Regions from separate parts of the Homo sapiens genome. Here all the other regions are linked to region 2. The links are chromatin loops, found by intact Hi-C in ENCODE. Cell type or tissue: heart right ventricle. All regions are shown on one strand.

What was found. Hi-C counts contacts between places; a loop is a spot of excess contacts. Peaks named below come from ENCODE experiments on the same cell type or tissue, not always from the same donor. Only the 100,000 strongest peaks of a DNase experiment are listed, where the experiment ranks them.
Region 1: a loop joins it to region 2, with 17 times the contacts of the local background. A loop is called at or near these places in 86 of 110 quality-filtered maps.
Region 3: it touches region 2 in a loop (2.6-fold over the local background); 18 of 110 quality-filtered maps call a loop at or near these places.

Annotation. Positions count from the first base shown.
Region 1 is chr13:28,633,748-28,641,747 of GRCh38, reverse strand. No RefSeq gene overlaps it. Among named protein-coding and RNA genes, the nearest start is that of POMP, 21 kb to the left of the region's middle. In heart right ventricle, a CTCF peak has its summit at 4,842; a DNase peak (open chromatin) is centred at 4,857; H3K4me3 peaks cover 540 bases; H3K27ac peaks cover 3,818 bases.
Region 2 is chr13:28,320,200-28,328,199 of GRCh38, reverse strand. FLT1 (fms related receptor tyrosine kinase 1) reads left to right here. Exons shown (of 30, transcript NM_002019.4): 20 at 650-738; 21 at 5,254-5,410; 22 at 5,841-5,938; 23 at 6,615-6,737. Among named protein-coding and RNA genes, the nearest start is that of FLT1, 170 kb to the left of the region's middle. RefSeq lists enhancers at 1-107, 4,772-5,971 and a silencer at 6,734-7,028. In heart right ventricle, CTCF peaks have their summits at 3,610 and 3,813 (motif pointing left); a DNase peak (open chromatin) is centred at 3,809; H3K27ac peaks cover 3,058 bases.
Region 3 is chr13:28,490,806-28,498,805 of GRCh38, reverse strand. It overlaps FLT1 (fms related receptor tyrosine kinase 1), which reads left to right and starts at 3,678. Exons shown (of 30, transcript NM_002019.4): 1 at 3,678-4,026. The coding sequence starts at 3,963. RefSeq lists silencers at 3,773-3,822, 3,943-4,062, 4,143-4,192. In heart right ventricle, no CTCF peak of the experiment used is centred here; DNase peaks (open chromatin) are centred at 3,445 and 4,507; H3K4me3 peaks cover 6,009 bases; H3K27ac peaks cover 5,987 bases; H3K27me3 peaks cover 5,869 bases.

The DNA.
Region 1 (8,000 bases), 310 kb before region 2:
TTTCCCCTCCAGTGTAGGGAATACCCTTCAAGTTTCGCAAAGAAAGAGGCATTCTCATGGCCAGGGCAGTCACTGCAGGCTTAACAGTGTTTCTACAGTAAAGATATGGTGATTTAGAAACTTGAAGTCTGGCTTGGGGTTTGAGGGCTGGTTCTGCTATTGGTCAGGTTCCCAGCAGTGCCTATAACTGAAGCTGGCATGAGAGGACGGTCCTCTTCCCCCTGGTCCAGCTACCTCACAATACCTGACTGCTGTCGCCCAGTGTTCTTCATAGGTCAAAATGTCACACACATTTGATGACAATTCATGGAGTCGTGTCTTCAAACAGGTGAAAGAGAGCCTAGCGGGGCATTACCTCAGTAAGCGTTTCTGTCGTGAGGAGGGCTGCAGCTTGTCCTGCTGTTGAGGAGAGAGGCTGCCTGTGGGGAATTTGGATTTCCTTCTTCTTCCACTACGTCCCTGGTCATTAAAATGGGGGATCTCCACAGAGTTAAAGGTTATTTTACACAGGAAGCACATTCAGTATTAGTACAACAAATGTTTTCCTTTCTCCAGCCATGGAAGGACTCCACTCACAGGGAGTTGTGATAAATCAGAGCTTCAGGCCTTTCCGCTCGGATACCAATAAGTCCTGCACTTAAGAATTGCTGACCTAAAAAGGATACTCAACAACGAGCATGTCTTTTTTTTTTCTTTTAAAGAAAGCAACACCAGAAGCAGTCTGATTTCCTTGTACACTTAGATGCGTAAAAAAAAATAAAAATGAGTCACTCCGAGTTTCTAACTTTAGTTCATAGAAACAAAGCACTAAATCATATAACTTGTCAGGAAAGACCTAGATATAGTCCTATCTAGATAATGTTCATATTAAAAGAAGCTAGAATTCTATTTTTGTGGTCGAGTTATGGGATTGGAGCTATGACTGTCTACTTACTAATAATTCGGCAGGTCAGGATGTAACTGTAAAGAACATCCCAACAGAGATATCATAAAACCATCTCCATAGCACAATCTGCCCTCATACTGAATCAGCCGCACTTCAGATCAAAGCTTGTCCTTTACGTCCAGAACTGACAAGGAACTATGAAATCAATGCTGGGAAAACACTCATAAACTCAGTCTAAATATTAATGTTAACCATGCTGTGGAGGAAATGAAGGATTTTCTAAAATTATCTTTTCAGTTCAATAAAAATCTATATATAAAATTATTGAATAGATAATAAATTAGAGCTTTCATACATTCTCATAGAAACCCAAATCTTTCTTCAAACTAAATTCTTTTAGATGCCTGACATAACAGAATTAGTCTAAATAAATCACTATTCCTGTTTTCTGACTCCTCCCTTAGAAAGTAGTGGTCTCCTACTGTGATTTTTTTTTTTTTTTTTTGAAATGGAGTCTCGCTCTGTCACCCAGGCTGGAGTGCAATGGTGCAATCTCGGCTCACTGCAACCCCCACCTCCGGGCTCAAGCCATTCTTCTGCCTCGGCCTCTCGAGTAGCCGGGACTACAGGCATGCGCCACCACACCAGCTAATTTTTGTATTTTTAGTAGAGACAGGGTTTCACCATATTGGCCAGACTGGTTTCAAACTCCTGACCTCAAGTGATTCGCCCATCTCAGCCTCCCAAAGTGCTGGGATTACAGGCATGAGCCACTGCCTCCAGCCCTCTGATACTTTAAAATCTTTTATTATCTCAAATACACATGCACTACCTTTCCCACCATTCTTATGAGCATGTAATTATGGAATGCTACTCAAGAATCACAAGCAATTATTGATAGCAAAATTATGAAACAATTTTTAAAACAACAACAATTGAGCTACCTCATGTCACCACTCTGCCATACTGCCTCCCATTAAAGTAAATTAAGCAAAACAAAATAATTTGCTGGTTCAATACAATCCAAAGCCATGATCTGGGGATCTGGGGAGTATCTGGTATTTTAGAATCTTTGCATTACCCAACCATGAGAGGTTTTTGGGTTTTTCTGGTAAGATTTCCTGAAATCATGGAATATCATTTATCACGCACTGTAATTTCCTTTAGCCGGATTTCATTAGAGTCTTAAAGAATGATAGGTTCTGCATGCATATTTTGTCATTTCTATATGGATGAGGGTCACTCTGTTTCATGACCTTCTTCCATCTTTTGCCCTCACAACATGAGCTGTAGACTGCTTACAAACATGCATGCTGGTGAGAACAGCCATGTAATCCCATGAGCTGATAACAGAAAGGAAGCGAGTTGAAAAGAGAAGTGGTGTTTGATTTCCCTCAACTGCTGCAGAAAGTCTTTTAGGTTCCTTGTAATTGATTTAAGGACTTGGACATATGTCCTTTTTTATTATAACAAGTTATTATTTGATGGATTCTATCTGAGTCCTGTGCCGAGCTCCTTACACATGTTCAATCCTCACAACAACCTTTCAAGTGAAGGACTACTAATATTTGCCATTTTGCAAATGAGCAAATTAGGCTTACAAAGCTTCATTAATCTGCTCAGATCACATAAGTAAGTGAGAGTCAGTTTATCTGATTCTAGAGCTCAAGCTCTTAAAAACTTTACTATACTGCCTGGGTAGAGAACCCACAAACGATGAGGTGAAAACAAAACAAAAACCAGAAATCATGATCTAGCCATGTGCAAAATAAATATTTGTTGAAGTTTTTATAAAAAACAGCAAACATTTTGAAGCTATTTCGAGGTAGCACAAGACAAGAACTGTTATTTCTCTTTGCAGGACTATATAGGGCCCATATGATAGCTGTAGATGGAAATGACCAGATATTACATCATCCAAAGTTGCTTTGCTTTATGCAAACAGCCCCGTAAAGAAAGGGACCACCATTATACAAACCCATCTCTTATAGGCCACTGCAGATTAGATTGGACTGAGGGTACATTTTCATCTTGTCCTATTCTGACATAGCAGTCCATCACTGACTTAATTAATATCACTGACTTTAAAAAAAAAAAAAACCCAAATCTGGAAATATTTAGAGGGAAAGAGAGCTTTTATTCTTGAAAAGCCTGTTTCTTCTCTTCTTTATTAAAGGTGGCATTAAAATCAGCTTAAGCCTGGGTGTGGTGGCTCATGCCTGTAATCCCAGCACTTTGGGAGGCCAAGGCAGGGGGACTGCTTGAGGCCAAGAGTTTGAGACTAGCCTGATCAACATAGTGAGACCCTGTCTCTACAAAAAATTAAAACAAACAAATCCCACTCAACATGAGAGGGGGTGGAACTTGGTAGCACTGGCACTCAGTATAATTCATTCCCGCTCAGTGCTGCACTAATTACTTACTACCCGTACACAGAATAAGGCAAAACCCAAGGTAGTGTCTATTTCCCCTCTAATTTTAAGTAAGACTGAAAGACATGGTCAGAAATGCCATTGGCTTGAATCCTATACTATCTTTAATCAAATGTCAGCATTCCATTTTTCTAAATGCGCAGTCAATGTTTTTAGTATCAATAAGCAAGTTTCCCACTCTATGAATGAGGTAGAGGAAGCCTTTATCTAGGTGGGGGTGGGGCAACAAAAATGCCTAGGCTCCTTCAATAGCAATCTGAATCCCCTAAAGTGAAAGTACTTGCTATTTGTCTTTAGCAAATAAAACAAACAGCAATCTTTTGATCTTTAGGAAGCCCTTTCTTGTTAAGGTAACATTCTGTCTGACTTTTATGTTTCAGCATTCATTGTATATTTAATTATTTTAAAAAGTTTTGTTTTAAACTATTAAACTTTTTCAGCATTTAAGATAAACATGGACATGCTTTGTTAAAGACCAAAAATAAGTTTCACACGAAACTGCAAAGTGTAGCAAAGATAATACCACATGAGGTCGGTATGTTCCAAAACATGATTCTCAGGGGACCCCCCTCTGAACACACTGCTTCATTAGAATTCTTGTTCTGAAAAGCTTCAGGAAGCCCCTGACTCTAACCCACCCTTTCCTGAAACTGGTGAAAGTATGAAAAAAAAAAAAAAAAAAGGAATTAACAGTAAAGTGGAAAAAGAAGCAGAATCTCAAATCAAGGAGGCGTGTTTTGTCTGTATTCAGACTGCTACTATTTTCAAAAATATATTGATGCTAACCTTGTCATAGCTTAATTAATTAATTTATTTATTTATTTATTTTGAGACAAGGTCTCACTCTGTTGTCCAAGCTGTAGTGCAGTGGTACAATCATGGCTTACTGCAACCTTGAATTCCTAGGCTCAAGTGATCCTCCCGCCTCAGCCTCCCAAGTAGCTGGGAATATAGGCATGTGCCTCCACACCCGGCTCATTTTTTTTTTTTTTTGTATTTTTTGTAAAGACATGATTTTGCCATGTTGCCCAGGCTGGTCTTGAACCCCTGGGCTCAAGCGACCCTCCTGCCTTAGCCTCCCAAAGTGTTGGGATTACAGGCGTGAGCCACCGTGCCCGGCCTAATTTTGTAATAGCTTTCAAACAGGAGCACACTGGGATAACAATTAGAAAAAATAAATAAATTTACATGTCTCCATGGGAATGCTATCAAACAACTGTTTTTAATATGAATTGAGAAAAATGAGTAGATCCTGTTTTTATATTGAAAATATCATCTCATTTCAGACTATTGAACTTTGGTTGTGATCTTTTATAAATACGGGTTTCCTTTTGGAAACATCAAAATAAAGATAGAAACGGGTTTCCCTTGGTGATTCATTTTTCAGGTGTATTCCTCAGATGCTCATTTGTTCTTCCGTTTTATTCTTTCTTTCTATTCTAGTACATTTCCTCTTTCTGCGGTTGGGAGAGTCACCTGCCCTGGTGGTTTTGAAATGCTCCTGCAGTTCTTGGAGCAGACAGTGGGTGGTGATAAGAAGCCATGCCTCCAAGCCAGCCATTCTTTCTGGAAGTTCCAGGTCAGAATCGTGAGTGGTCTGATGTAATGGGACAGGGGGCGAATGCTGCCTAGCAGAGAAAGACAGGCTGAAAATCAGAAAACGTGACTGTACTCCTCCCTCAGCTACCCACATTTATGACGAGGACCCAGCTTCTTTACTTTCTAATGGAAAACAGTTCTACCGCAGTTCAGCAATACCACCCCAATTGGAGGAATCAAATCTTTAGACCCAGTGCCAAAAGATTTGACCTACTCAATGCCTATGACGTTACAACTCCTATCATGGCAGTGTTGTCTGCTAAAACTAAACGAAAATGCACGTATGTGAATTCAACAAAATTCAAACAGTGGTTTTAAAAAGTATAGAATTACAAGAGTCCTTTTACAGATTCAATTCTAGCCTTAGATTCCTGCAAGGAAATATTTTCCAAAGGGAATAAAGAAATAGAAACGTTTTCTAGGTTTTCTTTAAGAGAACACTTAGAAAATGGATTACCCAAATATGTAAATGGAGCTATAACTATGGCATTTAACCCAGAGTGCAATGTGATAAGCCATCAGAAAGGAATGCAATCTGGGTTCACTGGAATGATGTGAGGTTTATTAGTTATCCTTTCCCAGGACCAAAAATTAGCAATTGGTTTGGCCTAAATGAAATTGTTGCTATTTGAACAGGATTGTGGGAATAAGAAAAACCTTAGAAAGCTACAAATTTCATCACCTCATGGTTCTGACATTGGGCCATTGCACAGTCTGTGAAAAGTAGCAGTAAAAGCAAATGAATTCAAAGCTAAATCTTAAAAAAAAAACACCAAGTAGAATTATATAATCTTGGAATTAGAGATCCTGTGCTCTGACCTCTCTCCAAAAGCAAAAATCCCTAGAAGAACTTCTCTAAAAGATGACCTTCTAGGCATTTTCTGAAACACTTTGAGTAAAGAAGTTCTAACGACTTTTTAGAATACTTCGTTCCATTCTTGAACTCTCAATTTCAGCATTTTTAAAAACTACGGTACAGACCCTGAGATATATAGAATTATTCTTGGAGGTACAAGAGTTTCATACAAGATCTAGAAATAGTTGTCTTTTCATGTGGACAATAATCTAAAAAGAACTAATACATAAGAACTTTATGGTGACCACTTTCTTAAAAATTAGTAGACTTCTTCTTTTCCTGAGCGGTTTTAGGTTTACAGAGACATTGAACAAAAAGCACAGAGAATTCTCATATACCCCCTGGCCCTCCATCCCTAATTTCCTCTCCCCCACACTTTTTTTTTTCCTTTTTAGACATGAGGTCTTAACACGTTGCCTAGGCTGGAGTGCAGTGGCAGTTCACACTCCAGCCTCAAATTCCTGGGCTTAAGCAATCCTCCTGCCTCAGCCTCCTGAGTAACTAGGACTACAGGTGCACGCTACTATGCCTGGCTTCCAATTTCTTCTACTTTTAGCATCTGACATTAGTGTTGTACATTTGTCACAATTGGTGAGCCAAAATTGATACAACATCATTAACTAAAGTTCAGCCTTCCCATTAGGGTTCACCCTGATTGTATTTTCTATGAGTTTTGGCGAATGTAGTAATCACTTTTTATCTGAGGGCTACCAGAAGGTATCTTTCAGTGCTCATTTTTGTTTATGTGTTAGGAGAGTAGATCCACTTTAATTGGGAGTGAATTAAAAAAGAACAGAATTGGTCCTAATAGGTAACCATGATGTCAATTTTAGTGAAGGAAAGTAACCTTATAGCATACTTCATAAATGAAGATTTCTCTATGGTTCAGAAAAAGAAATGTGTTTGGTTTGTGTTATCACAATTCACACGGCGGTCTACAACTGCCCAAGGCAAAAGCCATCGATACCATATTCATGCTCTGAATGACGATTTTGCTTCAGCAAAACATCATCTCTCCCATTAAAAGAAGGTTGTTTATTTAAATATTGTTGACATTGTAGCTTTGCTTGTCTTTAATGTATACATTTATACATTCAGTTTACAAACTTAATTTGTAAATGTGTATAACTGTAAGCATAAGAACTTTATACCTAGTTGTATGTTTGTCCATAACTAAGAACTGTTATAGAAAAACAATTCGTAAACCCTGGAAATTTGCGAGAATTTTTTCTATTAGGGAGTCTGTACATGACTCAGGTTTAAGAAACAGTGTCCTAAGCGTTAGACAGTTTTCCCCCTATTTGGGGTACAATACTGCCTCCCTGTAATTTGCACACACTTATCCTGGCTCTGCCCTCTGAAATCTAATCCTTCTTCTATACAAAGCCCTCTAAAGAGTATTTGAATGTAACAATTGCTCAGTTTGGAGCTTTCTCTTTTACATTTTAAAGGGATGAAACAGATTAATATAGGTTGAATTATGTATAATTTTCTGGAGACTGGTTATAACCCTTCCTTCCTCCTTTTCCACTAATTGTTACACACCAGGGTATTGAGAGCTGAGGGTAAGGTTTGCTTCTCTAACTTACCAACCCACCCCAAAACGGAAACAAGGTCAGCCTGGCCTGATTTGCACTTAGTGAATTCACGTTGACTCTTCAGTCTTCTTGGATTTCTTTTCTGAACGTCCACAGTCATGTTCAGGAGAGGTTGAGCTGAAGAGTTTATAGTTTCTGTAATACAGCCCTCTCCCATTTGAAACCTGGGAGAATGTTTTCCTATAAGCAGTGTTCTGGAAACTGTCATCCTGTATGATTTCTCAAAGAGAACTGAGGGTGCGTTCTCGAGTAAATCCTCAGGGATTTTGTTCCAAGTACTATAGCTGGGGTTACTAGGGCCTCAGGTGAAACTGTATATATGAAATATGTATTTATATGTAAATGTATATATGTAAATATATGTATAGATTTATATAAATGTATATATAAATATATGTATATATGCAAATATATGTATATATTTATATAAATGTAAATATAAATGTACATATATTTATACAAATGTATATATAAATGTATGTATATTTATATAAATGCATATATAAATGTATGTATATTTATATAATGTATATGTAAATATATGTGCGTATTTATATAAATGTATATGTAAATATATGTGCGTATTTATATAAATGTATATGTAAATACATGTGCATATTTATATAAAT
Region 2 (8,000 bases):
GAAATTCCAATCTCTGTGTTCATAGTTTTCTTGGAGCACAGTCATACTTGTTTGGTTGTTTCCAGGCTACAAAGGCAGAATTGAGTAGTAGCTCCTTGATCTGCAAAGCCTAAAATGCTTACTAGCTGGACCTTTACAAGAAGAGTTTGCCGATTCCTACTGTAGATCCTCTGGCAAGCCCCAAGGCAAATCGCGCAGACACTGCTGGCGAGAGACGGCCAGGTAGCCGTCTCTGTCGTGGTAGGGAGGGAGGAGCTGCTTAATAGTTCCAGGACTGGTGTGACAGTAACCAGAAGCCGCTCTACTCGCAAGGGTCTGGTTAAGAGGCAGGGAGGCTGGCTTTTGCCTCTCCCCTCCTCAAACGTATTTCTGTCCTTCTTCCAATCTTTTCTCTCTAATGCTTCTGCACTGCCCCTCACCTCCTTTTTTTTTTTTTTTTTTTTGTATTTCAATTGTATTCTTTAAACCCCTTCTTAGGTTAAACTGAAAAAGTCACCGTATTCATGGGCCTCTCATCCCTAAATCGCATCCCTTCGCCCCACTAATACAAAGGCTGGTTGGTTTGAGGTTTCTCAGGCAGGCTGAAGGCTGGCAAATGGCTGACTGGCTTGGTGTGGCTGAGCATGAGCATGTGCTGTTTTGGCTGCAGGGCCTCTGATGGTGATTGTTGAATACTGCAAATATGGAAATCTCTCCAACTACCTCAAGAGCAAACGTGACTTATTTTTTCTCAACAAGGTAAGGATTTCAAAAGTTGGAGGTTTTTAAAGATAGCAATGAGTTTTCATTTAGTCTGTAACAACATAAAGCAAGAGAAACCTGTATTGTGTTGTTAATGATTAAACTTAAAACTCAATCTCTGCTTCTTCTCCTTTTTTCATGTTTTTTCCCCTGATAATCTGTTACACTCTAGTGTGGATAGCACAGAGAATCATTTGATCCCTGTGTGCGTATGCAGCCATAATTGGAGAGTAAATCTACTAGCCACTTATCTAAATATCTAACAATAACTTTCTCTCTTTCTCCCCCTATATATGTGTGCATGTGTACATACACGCAAACATACATACACAAGTCACTTATTTCTTTAAGGAAGATAATAGTTAATATAATTGTCTCCATTTATTAGGTTAGATTTTGACTAAGGCTAAATCAACTGAGTGACTTGACAATCAGCAGTAGACCAATGATGTGGCCAGGGCCAAAAATCATTATCTTTCTTTTCCACTGCCCTTTCCCCTACTTCCTGACACCCTCACTACCCATGTCATCCCTACATATACTCTGAACCAGCCTTATTAAATAAAAGCTGTGTAGTAAAAGGAACATGTGGACCCAAGACCTAAGGGCAAACAAGGTTTAAAAGAGATTATTGGGCCAGGCACGGTGGCTTACGCCTGTAATCCCAGAACTTTGGGGGCTGAGGCAGGTGGATCTTGTGAGGTCAGGAGTTCGAAACCAGCCTGGCCAGCATGGTGAAAACCCGTCTCTACTAAAAATACAAAAATTAGCCAGGCGTGGTGGCCCGCGCCTGTAATCCCAGCTACTAGGGAGGCTGAGGCAGGAGAATCGCTTGAGCCTGGGAGGCTGAGGTTGCAGTGAGCCGAGATCAAGCCACTACACTCCAGCCTGGGCAACAGAGTGAGACTCCGTCTCAAAAAAAAAAAAAAAAAAAAAAAGAGAGAGAGAGATTATTGAATGGAGGAGAAATAATTTACTAAAACTTTGCCAGTGTGACATATGGCACCAATACTGTGTCCTTCTCTGAGCTGAAGAAGTCCAGGGGACAGTGATTCAACATTATTAACCAGTAATCAGCAACACTGGTGATGAACCCATGTAGTGTGGTGGTTAAACATTGAGACTCTGGAATCAGACTTCCTGGATTCAAATCCTGTCTCTACTTCTCATGAAATCTGGGAATGCAAATTACTCAACCTGTCTGTTTCAGTTCCCTCGTTTATTAAATGAAGCTTATAATAGAATCCAGCTGATGGGATTGTTGAGAGAATAAAAATCTCTCAGTCAAACATTCAATAAATGTTAATCATCACTGTCACCACCACTGTCATCATCATCATCAACATCATTGACCTACTAAGATAGAAAAATTGGGTGAGTCCAACTTCGTACCACTGATCTACATGGTGGATAAAATGTCTGAAATCCAAGAATGATGCCCATCTTTATAATGTGGGCAAGAATCTTCACACACAAATAAGAACCACTGGACAGCTGGCCAATTTTCTCATCCCTCAAACTTTGATCTAATTAAAGACAGAGATGTTCTACCGGACCGGCAATATATGCAAGAACATCATTTTCCCCAGGTTTAAGTCAGGTCCTCTAATAATAAGAACCTTTTTTTTTTTTTTTTTTTTTTGAGACAGAGTTTCTCTCTCTGTCAGTCAGGCTGGAGTGCAGTGGTGTGATCTCAGCTCACTGCAACCTCCGTTTCCTGGGTTCAAGTGATCCTCCTGCCTCTACCCTCCCAAGTAGCTGGGATTACAGGAGCCCGCCACAACGCCCAGCTAATTTTTGAATATTTTGGTAGAGACGGAGTTTCACCATGTTGGCCAGGCTGGTCAAACTCCTGACCTCAGGTGATCCGCCTGCCTCGGCCTCACAAAGTGCTGGGATTACAGGTGTGAGCCACCGTGCCCGGCCTAATAATTAGAATCTTGAAACTGAAAGGGATCTTTGTGATCAGTTGGTTCACACTCGCAGGCTGCAGATGCGTTCAGAGAAGTCAAGTGATTCGCTTAAGGACACACACCTACCATGAGGTGAAGTCAGAAGGTGAAAGAACTCAGCTCTCTTGACTCCTCCTCCACTGCCTTTTCTGTGCACCACACTAAATGAGGTGAAAAAAGCATAAGAAAAAGTGGAAAGTGGTGCCTTGGGCTGAGGGCAGTACAAATTCCCCTTAGTACTGAAATTTTGGACTGGCTTCAGGAAGAGCTAAGCCAGCAGAATACCCTAGGGACCTGGGCAGGATGGAACGTTTGGGTTTGTGCGTCCTTTGTTTTGAAGAGTTTGCTTCCTTCTCTGGCTATATTTAATGATTTGCCTCCCTGTGCAACTTGGTGGAGCTTAGTGTTTTTGTGGAAAATCCATGGCTGTCTTTCATATTTGGAAGATAAAGGTAAAGGAAAGGCAAAACCAAAAGGCTAAATTGAAAATGGAATACTTCATTTTCCAAATAAATTAACTGGGATCCTTAAATATGGTTTGTAATAAATTCACTATATTCTGCCAGAGTCCCAAGAGTTCAGTAAATTACCTTTATTTAACAAAAGTGGTACTGATAAGCAAAGCTGAATATACAATTGATTGGGAGTCAGGAAGGGAGTGAGAGAGCCTGAGTTTTGGTCCTTGGAGACATGCCTAGGCTGTGACTTTTGGGTGCCGTGGGGAAGAAGGCTGTCCAGGGAGAGTTTTCACATGCAGAGCCCTGAGTGAGCCTGTGGAGCATTTTTCTCCCCATGCTATTGCCAGCGCTTTCTCTGATGCCTTCTGTCCCACAAAGGATCTTGTGAAAAATAAAATTCCAGTCCCCAACTGAACAGAATCCAATATAACTGCATTGTGGAAACACAATAACAAATAGTGAAAGTCTTTACCTGCCCTCAGGTGGGTTACCTGCAATGGCAGTGGGTATTCACTCTGAGGCCTGCCTCCCTCTGCAACCCCGGAAGGTCTCTTTTCAGGGGCTGGGAACCTTGGTGCCCTTTTGGCTTTTAGACTAGGTTAGGGCTGTCCCTCCTGAAGCTTTCTCCCAGTGCTCTGCTTGCTCCCACTGTGCCCTCTAGTGGAGGGATCACTCTTGCTTTGTGACATTTCTAGAAAAGCCCAGGAAGGATGGGGTACGCGGGTTAATCCTAGAACTGCCACACCATGCAAATGGATCAAGGGACACCACTGAACTCCAGTCCCTCTCTGCTTCTGCCTCAGTATTGCTGTCTAGCAGAATCTAGGCTACAAACATGGTCTTGTTATAAAGCCACTGAAAGTGCTAGGTTTTAGAGTGTCATAGTTACTAGATGAATTACAAAAGGCAATAAAAATCTTTTCTGGTTTCCCATGAACACCCAGAACTGACAACTCCTTTCCTATGAATCATAAAATAATAGTATAATAGAGCTTTTCAGAAGAGGATAATTAAACTCAGAAAAGTAAGGTGACTTGCCCAAGATCGCATGATTAATGGAAGAGCCAAATGAACCAGGGCTTGGATGTGCAGTCCAGGGTGAAAGGCCATTGCTACCCTTGTTAGGATCAAACTGTATCTTTGTTTAAATGGAAGAGAAAAAAAGCAATGTCCATGTTCCCTCCTTCCCCAAAGAAACCTGAGAAATTGGTAACTATAGCCTTCTCTTATAACTCCTCCTAGGGATTACAGAGTGAAGCACCAAGCACACTGAGGATCCTTTCCTCTCAGTGATGTCATCCTTCACAAGATGGCGTGTGGCATGGAAAAGTGGTTAAGGGCACAGATGTGGGCATCGACCAATCCTGGGTTCAAGCTTTGCTTTTTTTTTTTTTTTTGAGATGGAGTTTTGCTCTCGTTGGCCAGGCTAGAGTGCAATGGCGTGATCTCGGCTCACTGCAACCTCCACCTCCTGGGTTCAAGCAATTCTCCTGCCTCAGCCTCCTGAGTAGCTGGGATTACAGGCATGCACCACCATGCCCGGCTAATTTTGTATTTTCAGTAGAGACGGGGTTTCTCCATATTGGTCAGGCTGATCTCAAACTCCCGACCTCACGTGATTCACCTGGCTCGGCCTCCCAAAGTGCTGGGATTACAGGCGTGAGCCACTGTGCCCGGCCAGCTTTGCTATTTATTAGCTGCATGTGAATTTGATTACTTTACTTCTCTGAACCTGTTTCTCCATGTATAAATAAGAACTACTTCGTAAAATTGTTGGAAACACTAAACAAGAAATGTACCTAAAGCTTTTAATATACCAGCTCACACAGAGTAAGCATTCAGTAAATACCCACCACTCTTAATTTTTTTTTTTTATCTGATCTAAGATGCTGTCTAGAAGCCCAGGCAAGAGCACAATAGACTCTGCAACTCCAGAGGTAGTCAGGCTCCTGGACACCGTAGGGCCCCTGTGCTAGTTCACGATCCATTTTGAGAAGTGAAACGCTCTCATTTCTCATCAGGCGATTGCCAGTTGAGGGACTGGTTTCCCACTGCTGTGCTGGAGCTCCTTTTCACCTGGGTCCTTTTCGGTCTCTTCAAAGGATGCAGCACTACACATGGAGCCTAAGAAAGAAAAAATGGAGCCAGGCCTGGAACAAGGCAAGAAACCAAGACTAGATAGCGTCACCAGCAGCGAAAGCTTTGCGAGCTCCGGCTTTCAGGAAGATAAAAGTCTGAGTGATGTTGAGGAAGAGGAGGGTAGGTATTAATTCCTTCCTGTCCTACGCGCTGAGATATTTTTACAACATACTATGCATCTCTGAAATTTTTTTCTTATTTATCACTCTAATAAACATCCGTGGGAGACTCGAATGGTAATGTCCTGAGGAGATAAGATTTGAATTAAGATAATTTACAGAGTTACTAATTTTGACAGGGAACTGTACCGTTTTCTCCCCTCAGGGATTTTCATCTTAATGGATCATCCCCCTGCCCCCATGCTTGGATAAAGTGGGCTGGAGGCCTGGAAAAATCTCTGGTGTTCATGTTGAAACTCAAATACTCTTAAAAATGAACTCTGATCTACTTGTTGGTTTGTTTTATGTTTTGCTAACATTGTTCCAATAAACTGGGATTTGGTGGGATAACAAGAGCCATTACAAACAGTTACGGTTCTAATGCTTTCCAGATTCTGACGGTTTCTACAAGGAGCCCATCACTATGGAAGATCTGATTTCTTACAGTTTTCAAGTGGCCAGAGGCATGGAGTTCCTGTCTTCCAGAAAGGTCAGTCTTGCTGTTTACTGTTTTTCTTCTCTGCCAGGGCTGGACACACACCTTTGCTATAAATTCATTTTTCCTAGTATTTGCTGATACCTATGTTCTTAAATGTAGAACAAACACCACTGCAAGTGCCTTAATTTGCCTTGATATGAGGAGTTTTGAGAATGAGGAGTCATGGATACCAGTGGATAGAACTTAATTCTGGGGAAAACTCACAGGTTTCAGACTAGACAAACCTGGCATCGGCTCTCCACAGTATCCTCTGGCATATTTTCAAATCTGGCCCAAATCTCAGAAGACATGACTTCATAGGAGAGCTACTATTAATATAGCCATATAGGGCCCTCCCACAAAACTGCAGCTGGAGAAAGATCTCATCTTGGCAGCTCAGGATAAAAGACTGTGGGGAAAGTTTGCCCACTGGTAAATCTTAGATAACCAGCTTCGCTGATCAAATAGTAGCCCAGTGGATTCAGACCATTTCTTGACTTTGAGGGCTTGGGGACCTGTATTTGTAGAGAGGCTCTTCATGTTTATGGTAACTCTGTGTGCACCGAGAGGTGCTCCCTTCACAGCATGTGAAATGGATTCCCAAATTAAGATAATGACACTGACAGGTGTAGGAAATTAGTTGGTTAGGTTAAGGAAATGCATTGATTATGCAACTGTTTTATTATAGTGCATTCATCGGGACCTGGCAGCGAGAAACATTCTTTTATCTGAGAACAACGTGGTGAAGATTTGTGATTTTGGCCTTGCCCGGGATATTTATAAGAACCCCGATTATGTGAGAAAAGGAGATGTAAGTCAGTTTGATGTTTATTTGACTCATGTGTGTCCTATCACTTTTAAACCACAGACTTGGTAAATATTTACACTTCCTCAGCTGTAGTCCCTGAAAACCATCATTGGCTTTCTGTGAAGACAAACAGTCCAGATGAGCGGCATCCCAGAGAGCCCTTGTGTAAGGCTCAGAAAGGCCACTGTCTCCTGCTTCTGCTCTTCCCTAATGCCTGGCCTCCCACCTGTCCTTTGGGCAGCGCTGCGTGAGACTTGCTAACCTGAGAAGTGTTTGGTGGGGCCTGGGTGAGACCTTAGCATTACCTTCCTTTGAATCCTGAGGGAATTCCTTGTACCACTGAAAAGAACAGCCTGGACTCTTTCCCTCAAATAAACCCAGATGATTGATTCAGCAGGTGTATCTGTCTCAGGAAAGGGCGGGGAAGACCGTCAGCAGTAGCTGACTATGGAGGAGACTGTTTACCTCCCATGGCCTTCCATGCCTAGCATCTCCCCGCTGGCTCGTACTGGCTTCTCTTCCCTGCTTGTTTTTAGACATAGTGTTATTTTTCACTTTTGTGGATGACCTCCCATGTCCTCCCTTCTCCTTAACCCTCAGCCTATATACCCTGAGGGTTAAGCTTATGTCTGGGCGCCAATGAGTTACAGTAGTGGTTCCCAGCTTAATTGAACATACATATCACCTAGAAGGCTTGTTACGCTACAGTGTGCTGGCCTAACAAGCCTTCCACCCCCCAGAGTTTCTGAGTCAGTAACTCTTGGGTGGAGCCTGAGAATTTGCATTTCTAACCAGTTTCTAGACCAGGGGTGTCCAATCTTTTGGCTTTCCTGGGCCACATTGGAAGAAGAAGAATTATCTTGGGCCACACATAAAATACACTAACACTAACAATAGCTGATGAGCTAAAAAAAAAAAAAAATGCAAACAAATCTCATCATGTTTTAAGAAAGTTTACGAATTTGTGTCGGGCTGCATTCAAAGCTGTCCTGGGCCACATGTGGCCCGCGGGCCAGGAATTGGACATGTTTGTTCTAGAAGGTGCTGACACAGCATGTCCCAGGACCATACTTCGAGAGCCACTGCACCAGAATCTGTTGTATAGAAGGAAAACATATGACTTCACATTGATCCTTTGTAAAAATAAAAAAATAAAAATAAAGGAAAACAGACTTTCCTTGGGGCCCTGGTCTGGAGAGATGGCACCAACCTTCATGTTAGTCCTCCCCTCCTTTCTGTTCGTCTGTATCTGAGTCAGCCTCCCTG
Region 3 (8,000 bases), 170 kb before region 2:
GGCGATCTTATAAACACCAGCAGCGCCCACCCATGCCCGGGAGAAGGTAGTCAGGAGCAGACGGGAGCATGAGTAGCAGGAACAGGAGGAGCCAGGGAGCCCAGGCCGGCGGCCCCAGAGGTGCCACCAGGGCAGTGCTGCCCTGCTCTCGGTGGCACTGGCCTTATCTCCAGGAGGGGGCTGTCCCCTTTGCTTCCTTCTCCACGCTGCTCTTCCCACCTGAACGATTTTCCTTCCTCGCTCCCACTGGGCCTTCCCACAGGCTTTTCTCTCTGCCTGAAAGAAAAACTACCTCTAGGAGTAGGGAAATGATAATTGTGCTGCATTTTCAATCCTAAGCGTGTCACCTGCAGGGACACTGATATGCTGGATGGAATTTCTGGAGCGTGTCAGCTGAAGAGTGACCAAAGGGATGTGGATGTTGAGGCTGGAGACAAGATGCCCATGGCACAGGAGGTGTTTTTAAGTGTTCAATAAATTTTCATGTGGAGATATTGGAGCATTGAATAGGAATTCCACGAATTGACTCGGTAGATGGGTTGAATGGCTTTTAAACCCAGTACAAGATGTTTAAGTTCTTTGAAAATGGGGGCATTTCAGCCACAGTGGTAGCTTCCCATAGCAAGACTTTTGAGCCAATGGGGTCATCAGCATCTGATAAGTAAACTCATACATGTGCCTGCCTGGTGAACTCCGCAGAACTTCTTAGCAGAGATTTGGGAGCGTGTGCTTTTTAGACCAAGGAGCCTGAACTGTCCAGAGGATATGTACTGTGAAGCTTTTTAAAATATAACACAGAAGGGTTTTATGAGATCATTTGGTTCTTGTATTCAACCATACATATTTGCATTATGCAGAGTATGCCCATAGAGTGTATTTTTCCTTTTGTATCAAGCTACCTAACCCAAGTGGAAAAGAAATTCCTGACTGATCCTCAGTGACTGTGGCTGATCAGCTCCATGCTTGGTCTTTGGAGGAAGGTGAGAGCCTGGGCTCCCTCCTGTCTCTCACACTGGTGCTCCAACACTCTTATTCAGTCTCGAATATTAAAGCTGATGGATTTAGCAACAGTGTGCTTCTGAATAGGGGTGAGAAAGAAACCTCAAGAGAATGTTTGTAGCTGATAACAAGAGAGAGTGTCTGGTTTTGCTAACCAAACAGGAGATGAAATGTTCTTTTGTATGTGAGCAGGAAGCAAGCAGATTGCCTACTTCAATAGCTTTTTATACCCACCAGGCGTGTTGAATTCCATCTTCTCCATCAGTATTATCTATAAAACCTCTTTCATTAGTGATTTAGTTAGGAGAGTGCTATAGCCCATTCTCATTCAAAGGTATTATCTCTTTTGGGGAGAGGATTGGGAGCTATACATTTATTCCCCATATCTAAGCTAAAATTTGTAGCATTTTTGAGTTCTTTGTGAGAACGCTAATGCAACTAACAAAGAAGTCATAGTCAATAAATTGCTGACTCTAATTAAAAGCAACTTTTCAAAAGAGTAGTTGGGAAATGTGGAAGCCCACCCTTACTGCAGCATAGTTTTAATATAAATCTTAGATTCGACTGTGACTCTACTAACCTTAAATAATTGAGCAACATGTTAATATCATTGATTAGCATCTTAGATTATAAAGATTGTTTCAGCTGTCCATCAAATACCTGTTCTGGCTTTACAGACACAATGTAGATTCATTGCTGGCAGCAGGTTTGGAAAGTGTTGTCTCTTTATGAGTTAAAAATATCAAAATGGCATTTGAAAAAATGTATTAGCAAATTAAACCTTTGTACATGGTACTATGGACCACTTTCCCCCAGAGTCAAATGTGTGTCTCTCCTGAGAAGCCCTCCTTGGGTTTTCCCTGCCAATAAATGTGCCTTTACTTCTCTGAGCTGATGGAGGACTAAACACCCCTCCAGCACTGGAATGCCGGTCCTGCAGCCACTTCAAGTGTCCACCTTCTTATCACAGTCCAAGCCCTTTAGAAGGCAAAGATGATGGCTCTCCATCAGTGTTTTCAGCCCTAACCCAATGCCTGGCCCCTGTTGAATGCTGCAGAAGGACAATGCTGACAGCTTCTCCTTGAAAGAGGGTGTGGGAGTGACAAGCAGCTCTCAGGTGAGACCAACAGACACTGTGGCTCCGCACGTATGTCCCAGGCTGTGTTCTGGGCTGGGGGACCAGCAAGGAGAAGGATCAGCTGTCCGCTTCCAGCTGTTCTGAGGGATGATGCTGTGGGTTTTAGAGGAGGCAGGGGTGCGGGAGGCAGAGAAAGGCGCCAGGAAGAGTGGTGAGGAGAACTGGAAAAACAGAAAGCGCTGGTGAAGCCAGCAGGCAAGCAATGACTCCGGCAGTCTTCCTTGCCTCTGAAGCAGAAGGGATCCAGGGACAGTTAGTGGCTCAGGTCCTGCGGCTCCAGGTGCCCAGACGTGCATTTCCTGTGTGGAGTGGCCGGGGCCTCTCCTTGGTGTGCAGCCCAGAAATGTGGCAACTTTGGGTTACCCAACCTTCCTAGGCGGGGAGGTAGTCCAGTCCTTCAGGAAGAGTCTCTGGCTCCGTTCAAGAGCCATCACAGTCCCTTGTATTACATCCCTCTGACGGGTTCCAATAGGACTATTTTTCAAATCTGCGGTATTTACAGAGACAAGACTGGGCTGCTCCGTGCAGCCAGGACGACTTCAGCCTTTGAGGTAATGGAGACATAATTGAGGAACAACGTGGAATTAGTGTCATAGCAAATGATCTAGGGCCTCAAGTTAATTTCAGCCGGTTGTGGTCAGAGTCACTCATCTTGAGTAGCAAGCTGCCACCAGAAAGATTTCTTTTTCGAGCATTTAGGGAATAAAGTTCAAGTGCCCTGCGCTTCCAAGTTGCAGGAGCAGTTTCACGCCTCAGCTTTTTAAAGGTATCATAATGTTATTCCTTGTTTTGCTTCTAGGAAGCAGAAGACTGAGGAAATGACTTGGGCGGGTGCATCAATGCGGCCGAAAAAGACACGGACACGCTCCCCTGGGACCTGAGCTGGTTCGCAGTCTTCCCAAAGGTGCCAAGCAAGCGTCAGTTCCCCTCAGGCGCTCCAGGTTCAGTGCCTTGTGCCGAGGGTCTCCGGTGCCTTCCTAGACTTCTCGGGACAGTCTGAAGGGGTCAGGAGCGGCGGGACAGCGCGGGAAGAGCAGGCAAGGGGAGACAGCCGGACTGCGCCTCAGTCCTCCGTGCCAAGAACACCGTCGCGGAGGCGCGGCCAGCTTCCCTTGGATCGGACTTTCCGCCCCTAGGGCCAGGCGGCGGAGCTTCAGCCTTGTCCCTTCCCCAGTTTCGGGCGGCCCCCAGAGCTGAGTAAGCCGGGTGGAGGGAGTCTGCAAGGATTTCCTGAGCGCGATGGGCAGGAGGAGGGGCAAGGGCAAGAGGGCGCGGAGCAAAGACCCTGAACCTGCCGGGGCCGCGCTCCCGGGCCCGCGTCGCCAGCACCTCCCCACGCGCGCTCGGCCCCGGGCCACCCGCCCTCGTCGGCCCCCGCCCCTCTCCGTAGCCGCAGGGAAGCGAGCCTGGGAGGAAGAAGAGGGTAGGTGGGGAGGCGGATGAGGGGTGGGGGACCCCTTGACGTCACCAGAAGGAGGTGCCGGGGTAGGAAGTGGGCTGGGGAAAGGTTATAAATCGCCCCCGCCCTCGGCTGCTCTTCATCGAGGTCCGCGGGAGGCTCGGAGCGCGCCAGGCGGACACTCCTCTCGGCTCCTCCCCGGCAGCGGCGGCGGCTCGGAGCGGGCTCCGGGGCTCGGGTGCAGCGGCCAGCGGGCGCCTGGCGGCGAGGATTACCCGGGGAAGTGGTTGTCTCCTGGCTGGAGCCGCGAGACGGGCGCTCAGGGCGCGGGGCCGGCGGCGGCGAACGAGAGGACGGACTCTGGCGGCCGGGTCGTTGGCCGCGGGGAGCGCGGGCACCGGGCGAGCAGGCCGCGTCGCGCTCACCATGGTCAGCTACTGGGACACCGGGGTCCTGCTGTGCGCGCTGCTCAGCTGTCTGCTTCTCACAGGTGAGGCGCGGCTGGGGGCCGGGGCCTGAGGCGGGCTGCGATGGGGCGGCCGGAGGGCAGAGCCTCCGAGGCCAGGGCGGGGTGCACGCGGGGAGACGAGGCTGTAGCCCGGAGAAGCTGGCTACGGCGAGAACCTGGGACACTAGTTGCAGCGGGCACGCTTGGGGCCGCTGCGCCCTTTCTCCGAGGGAGCGCCTCGAGGAGTGGCTGGCCTGGACCCGCGAGCATCAGCGCTCAGACCGGGTCCGCGCTGGGGCTGTCCGTTTGCGACAGGATCGCTGATCCCTTATCCAGCTGTCGGGTTGGGGTCTCACTGCCGAGGCCCTGGGCACTAGGAGCAGCACGCACCGGGACCTGCCTGGCACCCAGAGCCCATTCCCAGAGGACCTGGGGCAGGTACGCAGGGTCCCCCGGAGCCGGGAGCAGAGGCTCCTGAAAGCCTGCCAGGCTGCCCGGGGCTGGGCTGAGGCCGGGACTTTGGTGATATTGGGCACTGGCCGCGACCTCGCGTCACGAGAGTGTAGGAGGGGAGCCGATTTGGAGGGGACTCGTGCCTGCGGGGGAGCAGGAGGATCTCAGGAGAGGGCCAGCGCCGGCATCCCATGACCCGCTTGAGTCCCCAAGCCGGACTGTCCCGGGGAACGCTCGGCGAGCGCCCGCTCCTCCCCGCCGCTCTCGGACCGCGGGGCCCCAGTGCGCTGCGCTCAGCCACCCGGGTGGGGCCTCTGCCGGGAGCAGGCGTGGTGCGCGGTCCAGTCCGTGTCGCGGACATCAGTGACCCTGACCCACAAGGGCAGCCCAGGGCCCAAATACCGTTAACTTACTGACTTACAAGCCTAGCCTTTAAAATCCGAGCGAAGAGAGGGCGGGCGATTTTGACCAAACGATGTGGTTTGAGGAATCGATGAGGTCCGCCCGCCACCTAAGTCAGCCTTCGCTGGGCGTTTGGGAGACGGGCGGTGGAACAGTCAGGGGCCGGGGGTTTTACCAGCAGTTAGACCGCCGCCATTGAGGGGTCAAAGCCCCGAGGAACTTGAGGGTTCGGACTCGCAGTCTCTGCTCAGTGGGGCTGAGTGGCGGAGATTTGTGCCTCGTTCCCCTGGGCGCAGAGAGCCAGATTTCGGAGCGCCTTTCTTTTAAGCATCGTGGAGAAAAGGTAAAATATGAAATAAAATATAGTAATATAAAATAAGTCATTGCAATGATTCCCGGGAAGAAAAGTCAATAGGATGGAGCGTAGTACAACAACAACAACAACAAAAAGCTTGTTAAACCCAAAAAGCAGTAATAATTAAATATTCTTTCTCAGTGGGAAGACTAACTAGACCGTCAGTTTCCAAGTAACAAGTAATAGTTCCAATTAGATTGGAGAAACTACTAAACCCGGAGACAGGGCGAAGTGGTAACTTCTGAGAACTCACTGTAGGTTGGGAAAGGTGCTAACATAACTATATTAAATAAAATGTTGTATTTTCTATTTCACAAATACATTTTTTGTTTTGAAAAGTCACTTGTATTAAAATATAATTGCTTAGAGAATTTAAATACCTCACTCGACTATTATGTAAAGATAAATCTAGCTAAATTACATGAATCTAAAATTACGGAGGGAAAAGTACGTGATTTATTAGATTTTCTGCTTCACATAATTATATCTTTATTTTGAAAACATGCTGACTTTAGTGAAGCATCGTTTTCTTTGTAATTGGAAGCATCTTAGATCAGTGGAAACTTTACAGAAATGTGAGTGGGATCCTCTTGTGATTTTTCTTAGATTATAATTTACTTAAATGGGGCAGCAGTTTTGCAACTCTGAATTTCTTTTTTTTTTTTATTTGCACTTTTTTGGGAAGAAAGGACTAACATTGGCAAGCTGAGAACCTCTTTACCTAACAGTTAACAGAACACTCTGTTAGTTCATGTTAGCTCAGTCGGCATCATGGGTGCTTTTGAAAACTCATAGTTTCTCTGTCTGGTTAACAAGCATCTCACAGTAAAACAATCAGCTACCGCCTACTTTACAAACCGCATCAGGGCTTTCATGCTCAACTGAGAGGCTGCATATCCGGGAAGCAATGTCTAGTAAGAAGCCACGGTTCCCCACTGCAGAGTTCTCTTGCGTCATTATGAACCTGGGTCTGCCTTCCTTCAGGTACTATGTAATCTTTGAATACTTATCAGCTATTAATATTCTGTGTGTGTGCATGCCTGGTGTGCACATGCATTGAGAGGTAAAATAACCAGAGGCTCAGTATTACAAAAAGATAATGCCTTTCCCCTCTAAAGCGCTTATTTACCTCTTCCAGACATTCTGGGAAATAAAAAGATGCCAATAATTCAGATACTTTCAAGTCCTCTCTATTGCTCTTTCTCTATAAAGGATACCAGTCCTCTTTCTCCAGCTCTGAGTCTCATTTCTTACTTTTAAGGTATCACAACCTGGATGAAAGCTACAGACCTTTTTCTTTGCCCTCATTTTTCTTGAGTTCTTGAACAGCTAACATTTACAATTTACTATAACTAAGTGGAAATACTGAAATTGTGAATTTTGTGAAGGAAGTCCATATTAATAATATTAAATCAAAGTGCACATGAAAATACCTATTTCAAATTGAATGTAATAAATCTCTTATAATAAAGTTAATTTTTTGTAACAATTTTTGTTGTTTTCTCCAAGGTTTTATGAAGCTGCACTTTTTTTTGGTCTAAATTGCATATTCGAAATATTAATTATTTAGGAGCTTTGGCAGCCTACAGTTTTCCAACTGAAGCATCATGTTACAAAGGAACTGTAGGTGACTACTTACTCCAGTTCCTCAAATATTGTTGCTTACTATTTTAGCACTTTGTTACATTTTTAAAATTTCCCTGTTGGACATTCTATAATAGGCTATCTGGTTTCTTTTCTAACGATCACCAAGTGGGTACTTTGTTTTCGTATGTAAAATGAAGACGTTAGTATAGGTGGTTGATTTCTAAGGCCCTTTTCTGACTCCAAAATTCAATGAATGATTCCAAGAAATGGCCTGAACACCGTGTCTGTCTTTCTCTTTTCTCTTCCCCACCTTATTTATATTTGTATATAGAGTGGATGAGAAACCATATGATGCTGGGGCTGTTAGGATGAACTGGGTTTCCCCTGCTAATCACATTAAACTTTCTTTTTCTTTAGTAGCATGTACCTAAACAGCCAGTCAATTTGGCCTTGAATAGGCTGTTTTGGAAGAGATGGGCTGGTAGAGGATGCCTGAGCCAGCAGTCATCTTTATCTTGGGCTTTTTTCACTAGCAGAATGTATAACTCTATAAAGTAGATGCTCCCTCAAAACTCTAGTTGCATTAACTCTTCTAAGGATAGCAGTCATTTTAAACCCCTATTTATTTCTTGAATTTTTAAAGCTAACACTTATTTGATTAACAGAATGGCTTTATTCTTTTAAAAAAAGTTCCAGATTTTAACAGGGATACTAAACCCCTTATTTAAAATTGAGTCTACTTTACGTGACTTTTAAGAAACAAACCAAGTAATTACTTTGTTCTTTCCAAAAATGATCGAGACATTTCTAAGTCTACTTTAAATTTATTTAATATGGAAGTTGAAGGTGATGTGTTACCAAAAAATGGTTTCATATTGACCAAAATAATGTAATGTCCTCGAGGAAGGTTATGCAGCCTATTGAGATCTACACAGCAGAGTTATGGCTGATATTTGACCTGGCTTGGGCAGTTGGGCAAGACAAGAACAAATAACAGAGTAAGTAGCTTCTGTAGTGCTTTAAACTGATATGTGTATGTGGGTGGGGATAAGAATGGAGAAAAAGTGAGAGAAGCTATCTTGGCACGTGAATGTTAAATGCGAAGCCTGCTGGTGTTAGTAGAGGCCAGGCGTGTCTAATTCTTGGTTTGGATCTCACAGTTAGGGGTGTGTTGGGTATCAAGTAAATATCATCATTTTTCAGTGCATTTGTCATTGCA